2 separate regions of the Homo sapiens genome follow, and region 2 is linked to region 1. The links are chromatin loops, found by intact Hi-C in ENCODE. Cell type or tissue: dorsolateral prefrontal cortex. All regions are shown on one strand. Each heading gives the region's core, and the rest is flanking DNA. Links, peaks and the distances in the headings are about the cores only.

Region 1 (6,688 bases), core at 1,089-6,088:
TAGCTATTCACATCTCTTTTGATAACTAAGATCTTATAATTGAACTGAGAGAGGACCTTATAAATCATCCAGGCCACCTAATTTTATAGACAAAGATGTTGAGACCCAGAGAATAGGTGGAAAAGAGAACTGTTCAAAGTTACAGAGAAGATTTTTCTCAAAGTATGGACTAGAAACCCTTGTCTCCTAACTCTAGCGTTCTCTACAGCAGACTTCCCTTTTTCCCCTGAGAAAGAAGGAAATCAGGATTCTTTCCAGAAGATCATTAACTCTTTCTGTTGTTGCTTGGGGAGAATTAACTGTTAGATATACCCGGGTGCAGGAGATTGTGCTTGATGCCTGTGCTTCTGTAGTATCTGGATCTGAGCCTGCTTCTCCTCCAGTGTACATCCCTGCAGCTGTTCCAGGATGGTCTTTGTGGAACGTAGACCTGGTCATGCAGCTTATCTCCATCAACCATCATGCAGGGCCTGTGGGAGAAAGTCCAGACTCTGTAGTTGAGTGTGCAGGCCTCTTGCTTCTCTTGCCTCACCTTCCACCTTATTGCCCATCCCCTGCAGCCCACCCCATGCCATGTTCCTTCATATCTCTGGGCCTCTAAATCTCTTGTGTTTGGTCTGGAATGCGTTTCCCCCTTTGTTGCCCTGATAAATTCCATACTGTTTCTTCATGATTTGGTTCATCCAGACCCTCTCAGGGAGTCAGTTACACCTTTTTATACATACGTACCTCTTCAAGCTAACTTACCACGGTGGTTTGTTATGATATCACATTCAGCATTCGTTGAACTCAGCACAGGACTAGACACTGAAGGTACAGATACGACTGAGACGCGGGCCTGGCCTTTGAGTTTACCATCTATTGAGATTCCTGTAACAGGATAGTTTCAGTACAACACAGTAAGCTCTCACATGTGTTGCAGAGAACGAGAGCTCATCTCCGCACATCCTTACAAGCATTAGGTGTTTGAAAGCTTCACCACATGAAACTATCTCATGACTTTACTTGCATTACTAGTGAGGTTGAATGCTTTTTTTTTTAAAAATATGCCTATTGGGTATATTTTAACTCTTGAGGAAAACAATCAAGTTGTATTATGGTGGAACTAACTAGGTCACCTCCTAGCTGTGAGACCCTGGAAGGCAAATTTCTTTTGCCAACTGAGTCTCTAGTTCCTTGTCTGTAAAATGGGGAGACTAATAAAATGTGTTTCATAGGATTGTTGTGAGAATTAAATGAGATAACATGTGTAAAGCACACACAGGCACATAGTAGGTTTGCAATCGATGTGGCCTCTTGGAGTTCCTGGCCCCTAGCCCAGTGCCTGCCACCTATGCACTATTCAGTGTTTGTGAAGAATAGGGATGTATGTACCCCGTGTATGTGTAAAAGGGGCTATATATAGATGCTCACACAGATCCATCTGTCTTGAGAAGGGTATCAATATTCAGCCGGAGTGGCTGAGCACACATGCGTGACTCTTCTTGGGTTGCCACATCCCCTGCTAGGCAGATGTCCATTATAATGAAATGTAAGAAGGGAAAAAAATAATAATAAAGGCAGAGGAGTGTAATGTTATGGCTTGATTTGACAGGGCCTCCTGCTACTTCAGCTGCCAGTGCCAGACATGGAACAGATTAATCTGTATTCCAACACACCACTGCTGAAGTCAAGATCGATCTAGTTAGGGTATTTTAAACATCCTGTTTGCATCTAGAGTCTTATCAGAAACCAGGACGTCTGTCCATCTGGGGGGCAGGGGGCAGGTGGGTGGCAAGGTTCAGCAATAAAAGAGACCACAGGCTGTAATTTTGGAAGTGAGAGAAGAACACTGCTGTTTGATTTCCTTAAAACAAAAGAGCTAATGGCCTTAGATGTTCTGTGGAAACAAAGGCAGCTCTGTAGCATGGCCTTGAATTTTAAAGTGGCCCTGCAAGATCTTGCCAAGATATGGGCCTGATGGTTGGAGTGCAGGGACCATCTCCATCCTAAGAATAGAACTCTGGCTGACCCATGTGTGTCTTTCTTAACCATTTGAGCTGTGGAAGGCAGGTGCAGGTTCTGAAGCCGAGTGGGCAGAGCGACCAACCAGGCTGGGCCAGTAGGTAAATGCCAGGCCATTGGGATGATGGTGAGGGTCTGCTTTTCATAGTCCAACGTTCATATTTATCTCTGATCTGCACCCCATCTTTCCAACCTCATTACTTTTCATCCTTCCTTCCCTCCTGCGACATTGATCTCTTTCCAGTTCTTTGTCCGTATCCTGTGCTTTCTAATTTAATTCTTTACTTCATGTTGGTCTGTCCGCTTGGCATATTCTTGCTGTCATTCCCCCCTCTTCCCTGTACCTGTCCTTCAAGTCTTAACTCTGATGCTACCTTTCCTACCATTCTTAGCTCCTCTGGCTGGGAGAGCATTTTCTCCATCATTAGTTTCTGCCCCTGTCCCATTTGCTGTCATTTTCTATAATGTAATTTTATGTATTTATTTAGGAGACAGGGTCTTGCCCTGTCACCCAGGCTGGAGTGCAGTAGTGCGATCATGGCTCATTGCAGCCTTGACCTCCTGGGCTCACATGATCCTCCCACTTTAGCCCCCCAAGTAGTTGGGATCACAGGAGCGTACCACCATGCCCAGCTAATTTTGGTATTTTTAGTAGGAGACAGAGTTTCACTGTGTTGCCTAGGCTGGTCTCAAACTCCTAGGCTCAAGCAATCTAACCAGCCTTGACCTCCCAAAGTGCTGGGATTACAAGCGTGAGCCAACTGTAATTTTTTTTTTAAATTTTAACAGCTTTATTGAGACTGACATGTGAAAAATTTGTATATTTAAGGTATACCACTTTTTGTTTTGATATATGAATGGTATATATTATAAAACGATGACCACAATCAAGCAAATTAACATATCCATCATCTCACATAGCATTTTCTGTCATGAATCTTAACACATTGTAGGATTCTTATACCTATTTTGTCAGTAAATGAACGAGTCCTGTGCCAAAGATTCCTAAAAGCCTCCTCCTGTGACCCAGCTCCGCTTGCTAGGGCCTCCTTTTCCTTTCTGGTGAACGGAGCCTTCCCCTGCCCTGCCATTTTAAAACTTCAACAGAGGTTCCAGCAGGACCCCTCTAGAATCTGGAGGCACCTCTCTTGGTACAGAAGGTTGAGAAAGTCAAATTTAGGGATTGTTACTGTGCACCTTGTCACTTTTTTCCTTCTATTCTCCCACTTCCACCTTGGGAGACTTGTTAATATACATAGGACTCATGCTCCTCAACGTACCATGGGGTTATGTCCCAAAAAACCCATCATGAGTTGAAAATATGGTAAGTCAGAAATGCATTTAACATACCTAACCTACCAAACATCATAGCTCAGCCTCACCTACCTTAAACATGCACAGAACCCTTACATTAGCCTACAGCTGGGCAAAATCATTTAACACAAAACCTATTTTATTTTTTTAAAAAAGTGTTGACTGTATCACATAATATATTGAATATTGTACTGAAAGTGAAAGAATGGTTGCATGGGTACTTGATGTACGGTTTCTACTGAGTGCATATTGCATTTGCACCATCGTAAAGACAAAAAATAAGTCAAGCCATCATAAATCAGGAACCATCTGTATTCCATTTATCCCTGACTCCAAGAATGTGGCCCAGTTCTAGGCTTCAAAAACTAAGTGTGCCCATAGAACCCCAAATTCTGGTTTCTGTCCACCAACTTTACCACTGAAAACATGAAGCTGCTAGCGCATAGCCATTCACCTGCCAGTGTAATACATCCAGCCCTGCATCTCTCCCAGAGTCTTGGAGGAAAATGTTTTTCTTCTGTCTCAGTTCTGACCTCTTAACTTCCAGTGTGTAGCCACTCCTACTCAGGCCCTCCTCTTTCCTACCCCAGCTGAATTAGGGGTCCTTCACATATGCGCTGAGTATTTTCCATGCATGCCAGTTAATTGTGTACTCTATTGTAATTGTTTATTTCTTTTTTCTTTTTCTTTTCTTTTTTTTTTTTTTTTGAGATAGAGTCCTGCTCTGACACCCAGACTGGAGTGCAGTGGTGCGATCTCGGCTCACTGTAAGCTCCACCTCCTGGGTTCACGCCATTCTCCTGCCTCAGCCTCCTGAATAGCTGGGACTACAGGTGCCCGCCACCACGCCCAGCTAATTTTTTGTATTTTTTAGTAGTGACGGGGTTTTACCATGTTAGCCCGGGTGGTCTCGATCTCCTAACCTTGTGATCTGCCCGCCTCGGCCTCCCAAAGTGCTGGGATTACAGTCATGAATGACCGCACCCAGCTGTAGTTGTTTATTTCTTAGCGTTAATCATAAAATGATGAGCTTCTCTAGAGTGGGCTAGCTTTCATCACTGTCGTCTTAGTACTTGCTACATTGCCTGGCACATAGTTGGTACTCAGAATTTTGAGAAAAGGGAGGGCTGGTGACGTACCACTTCATGCCCTATAATTATCATAAGATTATGAAACTCTAGAAGGAGAAGCTAATCTTCATTTCTTTACAGATCACACATTGTATTTTCAGTTCTTGCAGGAAGACCAAAAGGCAAATGATTATCATGGCCAAGTACATTTCTTTTTATTAAAAGGTAGGACCATCTCTACTTAGATGTGCTGTGTCCTTCAACTTACTAGTAAATAGTCACTACCCACCTTAGCACTGTCTGCAGGTCTCCCAGAATCTTGTATTATTTGGCTTTATAGCCAGCGACACACAAGCACTTTATTTTAATTTATTGTGGGATTAGAGAGTCTGAGCGAAGTTGGCCTTGCTCCATTTTAGGGTTAGAACAAATCTTGAGTTAGAGAAAATAGCCCTACCAGCTGAGAGAGCCAAGCAATCTAGGTTTCTGTTTTTCTCAGCAGGAGCCAGTCAGGATGACCAGGGCTGACTGAAACATGTTCAGTGGCAGACATGTGATCAGGTTGCAGTATGGAAGGAGTTACCTGGTGATCTAGGACAGGTGCGTAGGTGAGCGAATCCCTTGTGATTCTCTTTTTCAGTACAACAGATCTCAAACTGCTGTCTGTTGAGTGCCTACTATACACATACCTCATTTGAAAGAATGGGTTTAATAGATGGGAGGGACAGCCCCAGCTTACAAATAAGAAGACTGAGGCTCAGAGGCTAAGCTCCATGCTTGTGGCTTAACCAGCTAGTGAGTGCCAGAGACAAGATTTGAATCCATGTCCCTGTGATCCTAAATCCCCACATAAGGTTAATTAATTCACTTGTTGGCATGTCTGGAGCAGATCCCAGGAGTTAGTGTTCTCCATGTACCTGTGTGTCTTTTTCAGCAATGGAACCATAATAGGCCTACTCATAAGCAGGCCCATCTATGGATAAATAGCTCTCCTCATAGAGAATGGGTAATGTTAACCAAACACCTGCTGGAATGTGGACCATACTTTTTTTTTTTTTTTGAGAGTAGGGATGAGAAATGCCAGTCCATCCCATTCTTCACAAAAATGGTGCACACTATAAATGGCTGGTTGGAGTGACTGCCACAGTCTGTGCTGTTCTGGAAAGACCTCTGATTTGGGTGTACTAGATCAAGCGTTCTTAACTAAAGAGCCATCACTAAGAGATGTGAATGCTCTGAAACTCCATGGAAAATGTTACATTTGTGTATGTGTTTCGGGAGGGTAGCATGCCTCCGTGTGTATCAGTCTCAAATGTCTGTCATGATTTGGAGGGAAAAGCAGATTTAGATTCCAGTGGCCCACAAAGGTACTTTGGACCTGAGGCAAATCACATTCCTTCTCAGGGCTATTGTTTCCATACTCAGAACCCCAGAATCAGATCAGAGATTTCTAGCCCTCCTTCCAGCTCTGAAAATTATAAAACTCGAACTGCCCCCTGGAAAATCAAACTTTTAGCCCTCTCACATAGAAACAGGCATCTAACCCTTTGCTAATCATCCTTGAGAAGCCCTGAAGAGAGCTGAGCTGGGGGAAGGGTGGGCCAGAGCCTCCCTCCAGGCGGTTTCAGTAGTTAGTGTCTGTCTGAGGCAGCTAGTTGTCTGACTGTTGAGCAGGGAGCCCAGCAGGCAGGGACTCTCACTGGCACAATTTCAATCCTGGCTCTGTAACGCTCCACCTAGATGCCAGGCTACCTACCTCTCTGCCTAGTGATTTGAAAATGTAGATTTGCCTGGCCTTCCCCTTGGTGGAGCCTTGTTGCTTCTGTGTGTGTGTGTGCGTGTGTACATGCATGTGTGTTTTCTGCACTTCCTGGGCCCTCCCTTAGAGGCTGTTCTCTGCAGTGGGAACTACCACATCCACCCCATCTGCATTGACAGCTCCATAACCATCCTTCACCTCCATTTTATCCTGTCGAAATGACGGAGCAGCTGAGCAGTGTTGGCCAGCAGATAAACCTGTTATCTTGCCTGCTCCCTGTGCCAGCAGCTCTCCCCGTCTCCTTGGTGCATGAAAAATTGACACCACCTTGGGCTGAAATCTGTTCTTAGGGAAGCTACATTTATTAGTAGCTAATGAAACTCGGTGTGTGTATATATGTGTAAATTTGGGATGGCTGAAGTGTTTCCCTATCTGGCCGGCACCAGTAGCCTATGGCGTGCCTCAGCATCCAGATAGAGAGGTAGAAGGGCATAGGCATCAATTGGCAACCTATCCTTCACTTAAAATCCCAAATAGGTAA
Region 2 (6,688 bases), core at 960-5,959, 96 kb before region 1:
GTAGTGAAAATATTTAAAATCGTTTTATCAATTTTTAAATGTACAGTTCATTATTATTTATTATATTCAGCATTCAGTGCAATAGATCACTAAAGCTTATCTTCCTGTTTAACTGAAACTTTTTTTTTTTTTTGAGACGGAGTTTCACTCTTGTTGCCCAGGCTGGAGTGCAATGGCACGATCTCGGCTCACCGCAACCTCTGCCTCCCGGGTTCAAGCGATTCTCCTGCCTCAGCCTCCCAAGTAGCTGGGATTACAGGCATGCACCACCACGCCTGGCTAATTTTGTATTTTTAGCAGAGATGGGGTTTCTCCATGTTGATCAGGCTGGTCTTGAACTCCTGACCTCAGGTGATCTGCCCGCCTCAGCCTCCCAAAGTGCTGGGATTACAGGTGTGAGCCACCGCACCCGGCCTTACTGAAACTTATACTCTTTAGTCAACATTTCCCTCCGTCTCCCTTCCTCCCCAGCCTCTGGTGACGATCATTCTACTCTCTACTTCTATGAGTTCAGCTTTTTTAGATTCCACATACAAGTGAGATTACGAGGTATTTGTCTTTCTGTGCCTGGCTTATTTCACTTTGCTTAATGTCTTCCAGGTTTATCCAGGTTGTCTCAAATGACAGAATTTCCCCACTTTTTAGGGCTGAGTAGAATTCTATTGTGTATGTATACATTTTTTTTATCCATTCATCTAGTGACGGACACATAGGTTGCTTCCATATCTTAGCTATTGTGAATAATGCTACAATGAACAGGGCAGATATCTTCTCAGCATACTGAATTCAATTCTGTTGGTTACATACCCAAAAGTGGGATTGCTGGATCATATGATAATTCTATTTTTAATTTTTTGAGGAACCTCCATCTGTTTTCCATCATGGCTGTATTAATTTGTGTTTCCATCAACAGTGCACAGGGTTCTCTTTTCTCTACACCCTCAACAACACTTTATCTTCTGTCTTTTTCATGATAGCCATTCTGATAGGTGTGACATGATAACTCATTGTGATTTTTCTTTGCATTTCCCTGATGATTAGTGATGGTAAGCATTTTTTTCATATATCTTCTGGCCATTTGTACATCTTCTTTTGAGAAGTGTCTATTTAGGTCCTTTGCCCAGGCTCTGGGCCTTACTCAACTCTTCTGTAAAATAGAATTGGGAGTACAGTAGACATTCAGAAGTTACATATGTAATATTTTATGTTTGTACTATTTGTGAGTAACTGTAAAAAAGGCTTTGTAATCTTACGTAGATGTGAATTAAAACCAGGTGCTAAGACGCTGGCATTGGGAGTTATATCTTGACTAGTATGTGAGCCTAACCCAGTGTCCCCATCTTAAGATAGCTTTGTTGCTATTTCCGTATACATAGGAACTTTTGTGAAATGGCAAAACTGCGTATAAAAAAATTCCCACTGACTTTCATGGTATATTTATAGAATCATTAAGGATCTGAAAAATGACCACATAGAGCTTTACCCCATGTGGTGGGAGAAGTTGTATGCTGGATGCTTTTGAGTCAGAGAATTCTTGAAAGCTTTTAGGATATTTGCTGTCTATGCCTTGCAAAGTCTTTTTTTGTATTTTTTGTAGAGTCAGGGTTTTACCATGTTGCCTCAGGCTGGTCTCAAACTCCTGGGCTCAAGAGATCTGCCTGCCTTGGCCTCCCAAAGTGCTGGGATTATAGGCATGAGCCACCACGCCTGGCTTCTATGTTGTATCCAGCTCTAAAATCTTATGTTTCTTTTCTCTCAGCCCAATAGGGGCACAAAACGTCCCCGGGATGATGAAGAGGAGGAGCAGAAGATGCGTCGGAAACAAACTGGTACTCGAGAACGCGGCCGCTATCGGGAAGAAGAAATGACTGTGGTGGAGGAAGCGGATGATGACAAAAAAAGGCTGCTGCAGATTATTGACAGAGATGGGGAAGAGGAAGAGGAAGAGGTAACGTGGCAGCGCTGGGTGGGAGCTGAGATGGCTGGCCCTGTAAAACGTAATTTTGGGCCAAATACTAAGCTTGTCTGAGCTTCCCATCTTCATCTGTAAAATGGGGTTAAGAATTCATATTTCATCGCGTTAATGTGAAGGTTAAGTGGGCTAGTGCAGTTGGGAAAGCATCTTATGAGATGTAAAGAATGTGACAGAGTTTTAAAATTGTTCCATATTATGTACTGTAGGGGAGGGTCAGGGCAGGCTTCCTGGATCTTACTGAGGACACATAGAAGGCACTTGCATTATTATCTTTGAAAGAGGGGTCAAATTTCACCAAGTGGAAGGAAGGGCTTTTTGGGCAGAGAAAATGGTATTAGCAAAGCAACAAAAGTGGAGAAGTTTAATGGGTTCCACAGTATTAGGTATTTAGGTGTGACTGCAAAAGTACAGCTTAGGGAAGGAGATTCCTCGGGCCTTTCCCTTTGCTGTTCCTCAAGATGCGTTGGGGCCTTTCCACTCATTCCTGCCTCTGGACCTTTGGACTTCTGTGTCCTCTGTTGGAATGCTCGTCTCCCTTAATGCTTTGTATGACTGGTTTCTTCACATTCAGGTCTCAGTTCAGATGTTTCCTCCTCCAAGAAGTCTTTCCTATGTAGCCCTGCAAGCCATTCTCTCATTTCCTCATTACTGTATTTTGTATATTGTCTGCATAGCACGTATCATGATTTGAAATTCTAGTTGTTTATTTTGCTCATTGCTGTCCTCCTCTCAGCCTCCCATGAAAACAGAGACTGGCTCTGTTCTGTTCACAGCTCTATCTTTGGCACCCAGAGCAATACCTAGCTCTTGGTAGGCCCTTAATAAATATTTATTGAATGAATAAATGAATGAAGCTGGGAAGAGTAGAGGTAAAATATCAGTGATTAAAAACAAAATGACCTTACCTCTGTGTCTTTTTAAATCTTTAAGTGTTAACTTGTGTGTTATTTCACTCTGGCATTTTGTTCAATATGAATTATGGAAATAAGAGTCTTAAGAGCCAGCTGTTTTTTGGTTCTCTCAAAGACACGATGCTAAGTTTGGATTACAAAATGAGGTTGGCTGTGAATCTGAGAAGAAGAAAAAATGGATTCATATTCCAAAAAGGTCTTTACTGTGTTGTGACAATAGCTCTGTCTTTATTAGGATTTGTACTAGTGCTAATTTGGGGGTCTCCCGCTAAAAGATGATGGCACTTTAGAAATACGTGGTGGGAGACAGTCCTGAATTTTTTAATTTCCTCTCTGAGGGCAGCAGCCTTGCCAGGGCTTAGACAAACAGTGTGTGTAGCACATCCTCCCTCCCTTCCCTCCTCACCAGCTTCTGCTCAATCTGTTAGCCCTGCAGCAGCAGTTAATTGGCAGGTATAATTCCCATGTAGGGCAAGGCTGGTACTGGAGGATTAGGATAGTAGCTGTCATGGGTAAGTGGTTTCTAGCCTGGGAGACAGAAATGTAATGTGGGACCAACCCGTCTGTTAAGGGACAGGGAAAAAGAGATCGCTTTGTAAAAATGACACATGGAAGGCTACAAGTCCAGGAGTTATTTTCTCACTGCCACTGAAGTCCCATTTGATGAAAAACAAGTGATGTTTGCCCCTGTAAAGTCACGTGAACTTGTAAAATATTATTGTCCTTTTTGTGCTACATCATCAGCATTCATCTTTCTGAAATCTCCCTCTGGTTTCTGACGTTGAGCTATTGGAGATACTGCTGTGGCTGATGACTAAGACTGATAATTCAGTTTTCCCCCAGTGTTGGAGAGAAATTAAAGGAGGGAAGGCCAAACCCCGGAGAGGCTAGGACTTCGGAAATCCCATGAGAGCTGTGTTAACACTAATGTGGTTTTTCTCCAGAGTGGGGCAAGATGTTAGCTAAGAAAAGAAAAAGTAGCAGATATTGAGCTTACTTGAAAGTGATTTAACCCTTTCCTAGAAATGTTTTGATTATTTTAGTTAAATTCTAGTGGTATGTTGGGTACATTGTGCCTGTTGCTGATAATAACCATAACAGCTTGCATTCATGTAGTTTACAAAGTAGTTTTATGTACATCCTTTCTTTAGGTCATCTCTATGACCTTGAGAGATAACAGGTAACAATTTCATTCATCCCCTTCCTTCCCCTCCCCTCCCCTCCTCCCTTCCTCCATTCCTCAGATCTTCACTGAGTACCTGCTGTGTGCCAGACACTGGAGAGTCTACTTATGCCAGAGAACAAGTAGACATGGGCTAGCAATGGGAGTCTTTGCACTGGTTTGGGGTTGGAGAGATTATCTGGGCAGATCCTGCCAGATCCTTACGTAGATCATGTGAGGGATTTGGGATTTTATTCTAAGTGTGTAGTGGATGAGTTCAGGAAAGACTTAGGAGATAGAATTAGCTGGACTTGATGAAGCTTTGAGAAATATATTCAGCAAAGTAACATTGTCCCATGGCTAGTAAGTAGTGAAGCTAGGCTCTGAGTCTTGACTGAGCCAGGACTCTGACTTGTTTTTACTGTGTCAGGGAACCTGTCTTTAAGCTGTAGACCCTGGGGAGGAGGTAGGGGTTCAATAGAGAACCTTGGGATCTAGGAGTCATTGGTATAATCTAATAAATGTGTCATGCTGAAAATGAATTTATGGGTAGCTCCCACTTAAAACCCCATATGTGGAAATAGAAATTTAATAATAGAATAATAGCTAACATTTTTGAGTACTTATAAAATTATGGGATGATTCAGTGCTTTCCAAAAGGATCTATTTCAGGTTCTCTTAATAGCAGTTTCTTTATTGCTTTTAGGTGTGAGTTATGGTCAATGACTACAAAGCTGTGAAGCTTTGAGTTGGGATAGTATGAAGAGAAGCAGGGTGCATTGCAGCACATTAATTTAAACTGGAAGGAAACTGAAGATAAAACGTGTGAAATTTCAGTGTAGATTTTTTGGAGAAAAAATGATTTAGTTTTCAAATATTCATTTTATTTGCTTTCATAGGTATTATTCCAATGTATGAAGCCAGAAAATTCTGTACAGTCTACTAGCTTTTTTTTGCATTCTCTAGGCAAGGTTACTAAATTCTTGATGCTACTTCAGGGTTCAAAGTACCTGTCTGAATTCCTTCTCAGCATCTAGTAAGTACCAGGCAAAGTAATATATAAGAAATGCTAAGCAGTGACTATAGCTAATTAACAACCGTTCTTAGTTTACGCACTGTGGAAAAACAGGCAGTAGGTTGGATTTGGCTCATGGGCTGCAGTTTGCCAACTTCTGCTGTAGGAAAAGATTAAGGGTCACTGTCACTGACTCAGAGTTTGACCTTAAACAATTCTTTTAAACCTGTCAGTCTTATCTTACATGTATAGCAAAGGATGACAAGGTAAATGTATAATAATATTATCTAATATTGTTGCTTACTCTCTGCCATACAGTGTGCTCAAGAAATATTTGTTGAATGAGTGAGTCTTTAACAACTTTTCTTTTTTTTTTGAGACAGAGTCTCCCTCTCTCACCCAGGCCGGAGTGCAGCGGCACAGTCTCGGCTCACTGCAACCTCTGCTTCCCAGGTTCAAGTGATTCTCATGCCTCAACCTCCCGAGTAGCTGGGACTACAGGCATGTGCCTGTATTTTTAGTAGAGATGGGGTTTTGCCATGTTGGCCAGGCTGGTCTTGAACTCCTGACCTCAAGTGATCTGCCCACCTTGGACTCCTGAAGTGCTGAAGTGCCCAGTCTTTAACACCTCAAACCGAATTTTCTGTGTTACAGATAGTGGGCATTGTGTGAGACACCCAATGTGATATACCCGAAAAGAAGCATGTGATTACAGGCCCTTACTCCTCATTGTAATTAGAGAGATAAAGTGTGTACTGTGGCCGGGCACAGTGGCTCACACCTGTAATCCCAGCACTTTGGGAGGCCAAGGTGGGCAGATCACGAGGTCAGGAGATCGAGACCATCCTGGCTAACACGAAGAAACCCTGTCTCTACTAAAAATACAAAAAAATTAGCCGGGCATGGGGGCATGTGCCTGTAGTCCCAGCTACTCGGTAAGCTGAGGCAGGAGAATCGCTTGAACCTGAGAGGCAGAGATTGCAGTGAGCTGAGATCATACCACTGTACTCCAGCCTGGGCGACAGAGCAAGACTCCATCTCAAAAAACAAAACAAAACAAAAAAAGTGTACTGTACATTGAACCCAGAAAGGTCAATGGCAGAGTGAGGTGGGGTATAAGAGCCACAGGAAAGTAGTGACAATGAATGTGAAACCCCTGTGGACTGAAGTTTTTGCATTTGTCTCTTTGTACCAGGAGGAGCCATTGGATGAAAGCTCAGTGAAGAAAATGATCCTCACATTTGAAAAGAGATCATATAAAAACCAAGAATTGCGGATTAAGTTTCCAGACAATCCAGAGAAGTAAGGTTCTGTTCCACTGATACCATGTCTCCTCTGTGGCGTTTCGTTGGCTAATTTTGTTTTGATTTTGGTTTGTTTTGGCTTTTGTGATTTGGGCCAGGAATCCCAGGATGACCCCCATGTTTGGGAATTCACTAGAAGGACTCCCAGGACTCAAAGTCAGTGATACTCAGGGCTGTGGTTTATTACACAGGGCACACAACAGGATCAGCAAGAGAAAAAGACACATCAGGTGGCATCTGGAGAAATTCAGATACAGGCTTCCTATGTTTTCTCCTTCCCAGTGGGTGGGATTATACAAACATGCTTCTTTCTTCAGCAAT

The links. A loop is a pair of places that touch in the nucleus more often than their neighbours do. Peaks named below come from ENCODE experiments on the same cell type or tissue, not always from the same donor. Only the 100,000 strongest peaks of a DNase experiment are listed, where the experiment ranks them.
Region 2: a loop joins it to region 1, with 27 times the contacts of the local background. A loop is called at or near these places in 1 of 110 quality-filtered maps.

The regions. Positions count from the first base shown.
Region 1 is chr20:37,827,358-37,834,045 of GRCh38, forward strand. All of the region lies in intron 11 of CTNNBL1 (catenin beta like 1), which reads left to right. Among named protein-coding and RNA genes, the nearest start is that of VSTM2L, 72 kb to the right of the region's middle. In dorsolateral prefrontal cortex, for the core only: no CTCF peak of the experiment used is centred there; no DNase peak of the experiment used is centred there.
Region 2 is chr20:37,731,120-37,737,807 of GRCh38, forward strand. CTNNBL1 (catenin beta like 1) reads left to right here. Exons shown (of 16, transcript NM_030877.5): 2 at 1,760-1,948; 3 at 6,259-6,365. Among named protein-coding and RNA genes, the nearest start is that of CTNNBL1, 40 kb to the left of the region's middle. In dorsolateral prefrontal cortex, for the core only: no CTCF peak of the experiment used is centred there; no DNase peak of the experiment used is centred there; H3K27ac peaks cover 2,932 bases.